2 separate regions of the Homo sapiens genome follow, and region 1 is linked to region 2. A link is an interaction called in ENCODE POLR2A ChIA-PET data of the cell type or tissue named here. Cell type or tissue: Panc1. All regions are shown on one strand. Each heading gives the region's core, and the rest is flanking DNA. Links, peaks and the distances in the headings are about the cores only.

Region 1 (5,363 bases), core at 1,836-4,335, 430 kb before region 2:
CGCACCTCCCAAAGGCCACGATGGATGAGCAGGCGGGCCTGGGCACTCAGGTTTTTCTGGTAAGTGACGAATCTAAGTCAATATTGCAAAGTAGACGTGGCTCCCCTGGCTCTGCAAATATTGGACCAAAGACTTGAGTGAGGCGATGCTATTGACGATTACGAGATGGTAGCATTGTTGTCTTTGTTGCCATGAAGTGCAGCTCGGTGGAGCCTGGCCTAACATCCTGTGTACACAGAGGGGACAGTGTGCTCGGAGGCCCGTGTGTTTGCTCTGCCAATATGCGCCAGTGGCCAGCCCTCGAACACTCCCCCATCCCATGGTTACAGCTGGGGGTGTTGGAAACATACCGCCCTCTCCTCTACGCCCCAGGGGGCTGCCGAACAGTGTCTAAGCCACATGATTTTCTTATTTTAGTTCTTTTTTAAAAATATTTGTTTGAAGTACAGTGTACATGTATCATCCCTATAGCTTGATGAATTTTCACAAACTGCCACAGCCTTGTGTTGAGCACCCAGGACAAGAAATTGAATATTTCCAGCACCCTCCAAGCTCACCTGTGCTCCCTCCCAGGCAATCACTCCAGCAAAGTGCCCACAATACAGACTTCTAATATAGATAAGGCTGGCTTGCTTGCTTGCTTGCTTGCTTGCTTGCTTGCTTGCTTGCTTGCTTGCTTGCTTTCTTTCTTTCTTTCTTTCTGTCTTTATTCTTTCTTCTTTTTTTTTTTTCAGGGACTCACTCTGTCACCCAGACTGGATCACAGTGGCATGATCACGGCTCACTATAAACTTGAACTTCGAGGCTCAAGCTATCCTCCAGCCTCAGCCTCCCAAGTAGCTGGGACTACAGGTGCATAAAACCACAACTGGCTAATTTTTAAATTTTTTTTCTTGTAGAGACGAGGATCTCACTATGTTGCCCAGGCTGTCTCAAATTCCTAGGCTCAAGGGATCTTCCTACCCCAGCCTCCCAAAGTGCTGAGAATACAGACATGAGACCCTATGCTTGGCGTGTCTTGCCTGTTTTAAGCCGCAGAATCTTGAAACTTTACCTTGGCATTTGAAGCCAATGTGACCTGTTTGTCCAGCAGACCATGATTATGAGCCCACCAGGCACAGCCTCTTGGCTCTGCCTCTAACTTGATCAGTTCTCTTCCAAGCTCTGGCATCAAAGGCTGACTCTGTTAAAGGATGGAGTTGGTCTTTGTGTCTCTTGGGGTCCTTCCAGGGCCAGCATATGGTCCCTGGCTCCATTATCCAGTCCTGAGCACGGGAGGGGTGATGGGTCTGACCACAGAGGATTGTGTCTATTAGCCTATCTCAATCCACTGGCTCAGGCCAGTTCTCACAAGGTGACTACTCTCTTGCCACCAGGCCTCCCCTGCCTCCTCCCTCCATGCCACCATCCAGAAATAACCCAAGACAGGAGATATAGTTTGGTTATTTGTCTCCACCCAAGTCTCATGTTGAATGATTGTAATACTCAGTGCTGGAGGTGGGGCCTGATGGGAGGTGTTTTTGTTATGGGGGCAGATCCCTCATGGTTTGGTGCTGTCTTTGAGATAGTGAGTTCTTGCAAGATCTGATCATTTAAAAGTGTGTGGCACCTCCTCCCAACATTTTCTCTCTCTTGATCCTGCTGTGGTCATGTGATGTGCCTGCTCCCACTTCATTTCCCACCATAAGTAAAAGCTCTATGAGACCTCCCCAGAAGCTAAACAGATGCTGGTGTCATGCTTGTACAGCCTGTGGAACCCTAAGCCAATTAAACCTTTTTTCTTTATAAATTATCCAGACTCAGGTATTTCTTCACAGCAATGAAAGAATGGCCTAACGTAGAAAATTGGTACTGAGAGTAGGGCATTGCTAAAAGATACCTGAAAATGTGGAACCAACTTTGGGACTTGGTAACAGGTAGAGGCTGGAAGTTTGGAGGGCTCAGAAAAAGACAGGAAGATGGAAAGTTTGGAACTTTTTAGAGACTGGTTAAATGGTTGTGACCAAAATGTTGATAGTGACATGGACAGTGAAGGCCAGGCTGAAGAGGTCTCAGATGGAAATGAGAACTGGAGCTAAGGCCATCCTTGTTATGCATTAACAAAGCACTTGGCTGCCTTGTGTTCATGCCCTAGGGATCTATGGATGTTTGAATGAACTTCACAGTGATGATTTAGGGTGTTTGGCAGAAGAAATTTCTAAGCAGCAAAATGTTTCAGAAGTGACATGGCTGCTTCTAACAACCTAAGTCACATGTGGGAGCAAAGAAATGGCTTAAAGTTTGAATTTATATTTAAAAAGAACGCAGAGTGTAAAGTGGAAAATGTACAGCCTGGCTATGTGACAAAGAAAGAAAAAGCTTATTAGGAAAGGAATTCAAGCAGGCTGTGGAACAACCACTTGTTAAAGATATTTGCATAACTAAAAGGGAGTCAAGTACTAATATCCAAGACAATGAGCAAAAGGCCTTGAAAGCATTTCAGGAAACTTCATGGCAGCCCCTCCCATCACAGGCCTAGAGGCTTAGGAGGAAAGAATGGTTTCCTGGGCCAGGCACAGGGACCTGCTGCCCTGCACAACCTTGGGACACTACTCCCACATCCTGGCCACTCCAGCTTCAGCTGTGGCTCAAACATGCCCAGGTACGGCTCAGTCTGCCTCTTTGGAGAATGCAAGCCTTAAACCTTGGTGGCTTCCACGTGGTGTTAAGCCTGCAGGTGCACAGAATGCGAGAGTGGTGGATTCTGGGTGGCTTCTGCCTAGTTTCAGGGGATACTAGGCCTAGGTATCCAGGTAGAAACCTGCTGCAGGGGCAGAGCCCTCACAGAGAACGTCTACTAAGGCAGTGCAGAGGGGAAATGTGGGGTTGGAGGCCCCTACACAGAGTTGCCACTGGGGCACTGCCTGGTGGAGCTGGGGGAAGAGGGACACTGTCCTTCAGATCTGAGAATGATAGATCCACCAGCAGCTTGCATCCTGTGCCTGGGAAAGCTTCAGAAACTCAACTCCAGCCTTTGAGAGCAGCCTCAGGGGCTGCACCCTGTGAAGCTACAGGGGCAGAGCTGCCCAAGGCCTTGGGAGCCCATCCTTTGCACCAGTGCACCCTGGATGTGGGACATGGAGTCAAAGGAGATTATTTTGGAGCTTTAAGATTTAGTGACTCCCCTGCTGGGTTTAAGCTTGTGAGGGGCCTGCAGTTCCCCCCACCCTTTTTTTTTTTTTTTTTTTTTTTTTTTTTTGGTCAATTGTTTCCTTTTGGAATGGGAATGTTTACCCAATGCCTATGTCTTCATTGTATCTTGGAAGTAAATAACTTGTTTTTTTTTATTTTACAGGCTCACAGGTAGAAGTGACTTGCCTTGTCTTAGATGAGACTTTGGACTTTGAACTTTTGAGTTAATGCTGGAATGAGTTAAGACTTTGGGGAACTATTGGGAAGGCATAATTGTATTTTGTAATGTGAGAAGGACATGAGATTTGGGAGAGGCCAGGGGTGGAATGTTAGAGTTTGAATATTTGTCCCCACCCAAATCTCATATTGAATTGTAATCCCCAATGCTGAAGGTGGGGCCTGGTGGGAGATAGTTGGGTCATAGGGGCAGATCCCTCATGGCATGGTGTTGTCTTTGAGACAATGAGTGAGTTCTCATGAGATCTGGTCATCTAAAAGTGTGTGGCACCTCCCTCCCCACTCCCACTCTCTCTTGCTCCTGCGTTTGCCATGTGATGCTCCTGCTCCTGCTTTGACTTGTACCATGAGTAAAAACTCCCTGAGGCCTCCCCAGAAGCTAAGCAGATGGCTCCATGTTTGTACAGCCTACAGAACCACGAGCCAATTAAACCTCTTTTCTTTATAAATTATCCATTCTCAGGTATTTCTTTATAGCAGTGAAAGAATGGCCTAACATAACTGGTGAGTTCAGGATTCCCTCCACACCACTGGAAGGCGTCTGATTTGTTCTGGTCCTGAATCTGGCCCATTCTTTCTTAAAACCATGTCAGGCAGATTTAAACACACTCTGCTGCACGATATCCCACATCTTTCAGCATTCCCAAAGCCACTCTGCATATATGTATGGCATAGAGGGAAGGAAAGTTAAACAGCTGTCAGAGAGCAGGCCAGAGCAGGAAGTGGTTCAACTTCCTCACTCGCAGGTGGGGAAACTGCATCCTCAAAAGGGGAAGGGAGTTTCTTGAGGCCATGTTTAAAGTGTCTGGGGCCTGGCTCCCTCCAGTTCACCAAACCCAGCTCTATGAGGCTTTTTAAGGACTTTATGGCTCACGTCAAGGGAAAAAAAAAAAATCACCACCGTGGCTGACATAAACACATGCACATAAACAGCAAAAACACTTGCTTCCATCCATAGAATTTTCCATTTCATGGACTTCTCTCCTGCATTCACATCAACCCCTGCAACAACCCAGGAGGCTGCTGCTAGCTGAATCTGCCTCACTCCACAGTCAAGGCAACCCCATCCTCTATTAGCATGATCTCCATTTTACAAACGAGTACCTGAGGTTTGCACCTGGAAGTGTGTTGCCCAATACTGTGTCCCTGGCCAGGGAGCTGGCTTGGCAATGCCAAGGTTCTGGGGAGGCTCCATCTACTGCCTGCTTCCCAGTCCCACCAGGGGCAGCACCTCTGGAATTCCTGCCCACAATACCCAGGGTAGGGATTCCAGCAAGCCCCACCCTATAACCTGAGCACACAAGCTGGGTCACAATTGTCAGAATGCAAAGAGACTCCACCAACTAGAGGAAGAGAGGCTTGGCAGGGACTCTCAGCTTGCCCCCAGCCTGGGGGCCTCTGCAGGAGGACCCAGATGCCCTATAGCCCGACGCTCTTGAGAACATAATTCCCCTTGTCCCGACGCTTTTGCTTCACTTCCCTCCAAGACACAGTGCCAGCAACACCCCAGGCACTAGACGCTCTGAAGGCCAGCAGCGGAGGGCTGAGGCAGGCTGGGTGTCTGCACATGCTTGGATGAATCCTGCAAGGTGCTGCTGGGATGGACAGGGCTGGCAAGATCTGGCTGTGGGAGCACGAGGTTCCATTGCATTCAGTCTGGCTCCTGGCCTCACCCTAGGCCGGGCCCTGTTAGAGTGTTGTCCTCAGTTCAAGAGGCCCATGCAGATTGATAGGAATTGTACCTAACAAAGACAGTAATCCAGGATCATAGGCAAGAATTAACTCTGGAGAACTAGTGCTCTGAAAAGGCATAGAGTGTCATGGGAAGACAGAAAGAGCAGATCCAGGTGGAGGAGGAAGCACTTGAACTGAGTTGAAAAACAGGCAAAAGTGAACTGTCATCTGTGGCATAATAAGCCCTTACTTAACTGTGGTAACAGTCAAGAAAGTGAATA
Region 2 (5,363 bases), core at 1,787-4,286:
CGGCGGGGTGAGGCCATCCCAGCCCACAGAGCCGTCCCAAAAAAGACCTTGCCACCAGACAGCAACCCTGGACGCCTAAAAAAAAAATCCTCATTTCTGAAAACCCTGAGCGCCTACTGAGTGCTCAGCAGGCCCAATTCCCACCAGCCTCCGCCGCACCGAGCTCCCTGTGTAGCCGGGGAGATCCACAAACACCCTCGTGACTCATCCCAGGTTTGATGTGCTAAGTGCCAAAACTGAAGTTTAAACAAAGGGCACCTAGAACAGAGAGATTAATTCTGATGAGAGGAAACCAGGCCGGGGAGGTTTTTCAGAGTTGGCACTTGAAGCCGAGAGGTGAAAGATGAGTTCAACAGGAAGGGTTAGAAGCAGAAGGGTGAGGGAAAACGCGGAGATGAACATATATACGTCCAGTCTGGGGAGATGTCAGTATGTTTACCATGGTGTGGTATCTAAGTTTTCAAATATACAAATTGGCTTAGAGGTCAAAAAAAGAAAAAGAGGGATAAGCCCTGCCGCAGTGGTTGGCTTAAATGCAATACAGCCCAGGGGTTAGAAGCACGTGGTCTGGCTCCTGGCGGCTTGGCTTAGGTTTTGAGCCCGAGGGAAATTACTGAACTCCCTGCCTCAATTTTGTAACTCTGTATCTCATTTGTAACTTAGGGCTCGTCAGGGTAGTGCTTCACAGGGTTGAGAAGATGAAATGAGTACATGCACTTAAAGCATTTAGAATAGTGCTGTCAGCTCTTCGGATTCTTAACCACAGTGAGGGACGTTCACCAGACAAGAAAGCCAGTCCCGGCCTTTGCCCAGCGATGGCAGGATCTGCTTGTAATTGCACCAGGCCCTAGGTGAAAGGACCACTGCTTCTTCCTTAGTTTCTGAATTTCATGCATTCATTTGATAATTATTGAACCAGGCACTATGGGAATAAAGGGAGAAGAAAGGCATGGTCTCTGTAACTATAAAGCTATCTGGTAGACAAGACAGCTTCCACACAAGAACAGCACTGCTGGGCGCGGTGGCTCACGCCTGTAATCCCAGCACTTTGGGAGGCCAAGGCGGGTGGATCACAAGGTCAGGAGATCGAGACCATCTTGGCTAACATGGTGAAACCCCGTTTCTACTAAAAATACAAAAATTAGCCGGGCTTGGCGGCATGCGCCTGCAGTCCCAGCTGCTGGGGAGGCTAAGGCAGGAGAATGGCGTGAACCTGGGAGGCGGAGCTTGCAGTGAGCCAAGATTGTGCCACTGCACTCCAGCCTGGGTGACAGAGCGAGACTCCATCTCAAAAAAAAAAAAAAAAAAAAAAAAAAACCAAGAACAACAACAAATTGCTGTGTTAAGTGCCATAAGGAAAGAGTCATGCACAGTGATGGTACAAAAAAAGATTGCACGTCACAACAGGTAACTTTTTTGGTTCTCCAAATATGATTAATCCTTGTGATCATTCATAGAAATTACTGGCATAGTAAATAATTAGTCAAATTCCACCTAAGAAAGGTGATTCTCAAATGGTTAATTTCAAGGGTAATTATTTTACAATACTAACATCTTCTGCATGAGCATAATTACCTAGATGTGGTCAAGAAACTGGACTGCGAGTCAGGAAATCTGAGGCCTGATCCAGTTGGACTGCTACCTGTGAGATGCTGGCCAAGTCCCCTTACGTCTCTGGGCTTCGATCTCTGTGCCAGCACAATGAGAACGTTAGGCCAGGAAGCCTCTGAAGTGCTTTCAACTCCAGTCTGTGATTCCCTGTCCTCAGTGTGCTTCTGTGTGCCTTTACAGTTTGACACATGCTCTGTGGCTCTAGCAATGTATATCAGGCGTATTTCAGACCTTACAGCCAAGGCCCTGGCAGGATTGTTACAGACAAGTTTTTTGTTTTTTTGTTTTTTTTTGAGACGGAGTCTCACTCTGTCGCCCAGGCTGGAGTGCAGTGGCACTATCTTGGCTCACTGCAAGCTCTGCCTTCCGGGTTCACACCATTCTCCTGCCTCAGCCTCCTGAGGAGCTGGGACTACAGGCACCCGGCTAATTTTTTTTTTTTTTTGTATTTTTAGTAATGACAGGGTTTCACCGTGTTAGCCAGGATGGTCTCAATCTCCTGACCTCATGATCCACCCACATTGGCCTCCCAAAGTGCTGGGATTACAGGCGTGAGCCACCGCGCCCGGCGACAGACAAGTATTTTCATCTGCAGTTAAAGATATGGGGACTGAGACCTGAAGGACAGGCATCGTAGTTCACCAGAAAATAGCCTACGTATCAGTTTCCTGGAGAGCTGCCATGTTAGTGAGAATCATAGCTACTGCAAAGTACATCGAAGGCAGACTGCATCTGCCAGGATTTGCTCACATATGTGCTACCAAGACCTTATCCTTTGCTATGATATCGAGCAGCAAGAGTTAAAAATACCACTTTCTCTCTTCATCCTAAAAAAATTTCCCCCAATCCTTTTCACTTGCTCACTTCTTTTCTGAAAAGAGAATGTGATCTGTTGGTTCTCGGGACTCTCTCTATTTAAGAAATATACTTCCCCAACTGGGCCAGGTGCAGTGGCTCACACCTGTAATCCCAGCACTTTCAGAGGCAAAGACAGAAGATTGCTTGCACCAGGGGTTCAAGACCAGTCTGGGCAACATAGTGAGACCGACATCTCTATGGGGGAAAAAATAAAGAAAAAAAATATATATATTTCCCCAACTAGCTAGAGTTTTTCCACTAGTACATTTACTGAATTAAATAGGCTAACTGGACTAGTCTGGCTAAAGAAGAATGTCAATCTGAATTAGTGGAAAATCTGAGTTTTAAATATCTGTTAGGAAAAGTAGTAACTTTGCAAATACTTGTAGTGAGTCTGAATTCATAGCTTTCATAAAACTAATGCATTAAAGTCATTTAAAGAATGTGTTCTCTTATTAAGCAGGTTAAATGTGGCTCTGGCAATATTATTTGTACTATAAATCTTCCTTAAAATAATCAGAGGGGCCAGAGTGCAGCCCAAGTAAATAATTGCAATCTAAATTAATAAGAAGCCTTTACTGCAGCTATTCTTTCTATGTTCAGATATGTTCCCAATCCTAATTTGTCTTTAGTCAAGCAGAGATCAATACATTTTTTTCTTAGAAGTCCAAGTATAACTTAATGATAGCCATGTTATTTAAGGAACACTATTTGTTTCTTATTTTGTTTTTCACAAATGTGATAGTTTTCATGTTCAACTAACTTTATGAGTTTTGTCATCAATGTGAGACATGAAATGTATAATTAGTTTACAAAAAACTCCAGCCTAAAGAAAAACTATTGCAATTGACAAACACTACCCCATACTTCATGTTTTCTGCACCATCATCTTTTCCTCCTAGCTTTATGGTTATAAAATTTGTCTCTGGTCAGGCGCAGTGGCTCACACCTGGAATCCCAGGGCTTTGGGAAGCCGAGGTGGGCGGATCACTCGAGGTCAGCAGGTGGAGATCAGCTTGGCCAATATGGTGAAACCCCGTCTGTACTAAAAATACAAAAAATTAGCCGGGCATGGTGGTGTGCACTTGTAAGCCCAGCTACTCGGGAGGCCGAGGCAAGAGAATCGCTTGAACCCGGGAGGCAGAAGTTGCAGTGAGATCACGCCACTGCACTCCAGCCTGGGCAACAGCGAGACTCCATCTCAATAAATAAATAAATGAAAATAAAATTTGTCCCTAAAACATCAAAATTTAAAACAAGAATATGATTGCTTAACAGGACCAGGAGAGAGCAAATGCAATGTGTCACCAGGTGAGGTGGCACACACTTGTCCCAGCCACTGAAGAGACCGAGGGGGAGCATGACTTGAGCCCAGGAGTTCTGGGCTATGAGATGCTATGCCCAATACATGTTCACACTAAGTTCAACATCAATATAGTGACTTTCTGGGAGCACGGGACCACCAAGTTGCCTAAGGAGGGGCAAACTGGCCCAGATTGGAAGCAGAACAGGTCAAAACTCCTGTGCTGATTAGTGGTGGGATGGCACCTGTGAACAGCCACTGCACTCTAGCCTGGGCAACATAGCAAGACCCTTTCTCTTAAAAAAAAAAAAACTGCAGTGTGTCAAATCTGTTTCAGAGCAACTGCCATAAGTGACATTTAAGATGCATTAACAGCCACCAGAATTGTTTCCTGGGATAATACAAGGAAACATCTGGTGTAAGTTTTTCACTTAATTCTTTCCCCATTCTCACAGGTAAGTGTAAAAGTGCACTTTTTCATTTTAGTGAATCCCCAATACACATCTGGGGTGGGGATGGGATAGAAAACTTGAATGAGGCTTCTGACACCCCAGATTTGTAAAGAACAAACGCTTTCGAGGCACAAGTTATTCTTTCCCATGTTCTGTTTCATAATTAAGACCGTTTGATTATATTCATACAAATAGAATCTTGAAGGATCAGATAGATATTTATCCTAAGACTCTACATTATTATTATTATTATCTTGAGATGGAGTTTCGCTCTTGTTACCCAGGCTGGCGTGCAATGGCGCGATCTCAGCTCACTGTAACCTCCACCTCCTGGGTTCAAGCAATTCTCCTGCCTCAGCCTCCTGAGTAGCTGGGATTACAGGCATGCGCCACCCTGCCCGGCTAATTTTGTATTTTTAGTAGAGATGGAGTTCTGCCATGTTGGTCAGGCTGGTCTTGAACTTTCAACCTCAGGTGATCTGCCCGCCTCAGCCTCCCAAACTGCTGGGATTATAGATGTGAGGCACCGTGCCCGGCCTTACATTATTAATAATTATGATTATGACTTTATTAAGTAACTGTGGAATTGGCCATTCATACCGTTCAGGTGAGAAGAAGCCTTCAAAAAAAATGATGAAAATAAAGACTTTTTTGTGTGATTTTTGGTTTTGTTTCCTTGTTTTGCAGCCGGGGAGGCCCAGGTTGAAGGCAGAGCACAATCACGTAATTGTCTCAAGAGCTCTGGAGTTGCTTGAGTGTGTTTCGTAGTCTCTTTCAGGTTTCATTTTGAGTGCAGAACAAGGAGATTCCATCCAAAGAAGAGACATTTTGGGACAGTTTAAGGCCAGGAGCAGTTCAAAAAGGATAACGTCAAATGTTGTTCTTGCCTCAACTATTCGCACGGTTCCTGTATCAAAGACCGAAGCTGTCATCACATTTACACATCTGTACTGGTTTAGAAGTGTAAACTCCTAAAATTAGAAGTTTGATTTCAAGCAATCAATTGTCTTAATATATAGCCATCAGTTTCTAGCCAGAAGACGGGCTGAATTCAACTTAATTTTTATAAAGCCCAGTTTCCATGCTTGGCATACAACCTCTAGGCAGGGTCCAGGTCTCAGCTCAGTACTTGCTCTCCT

Evidence for each region. ChIA-PET counts read pairs that join two places held together with the same protein. Peaks named below come from ENCODE experiments on the same cell type or tissue, not always from the same donor. Only the 100,000 strongest peaks of a DNase experiment are listed, where the experiment ranks them.
Region 1: POLR2A ChIA-PET joins it to region 2 with 22 read pairs; 5 of 35 experiments call an interaction of 5 or more read pairs at or near these places.

What each region holds. Positions count from the first base shown.
Region 1 is chr3:193,712,192-193,717,554 of GRCh38, forward strand. No RefSeq gene overlaps it. Among named protein-coding and RNA genes, the nearest start is that of OPA1-AS1, 88 kb to the left of the region's middle. In Panc1, for the core only: no CTCF peak of the experiment used is centred there; no DNase peak of the experiment used is centred there.
Region 2 is chr3:194,141,902-194,147,264 of GRCh38, forward strand. It overlaps the pseudogene RN7SL215P. Among named protein-coding and RNA genes, the nearest start is that of HES1, 8.4 kb to the left of the region's middle. In Panc1, for the core only: no CTCF peak of the experiment used is centred there; no DNase peak of the experiment used is centred there; H3K27ac peaks cover 2,251 bases.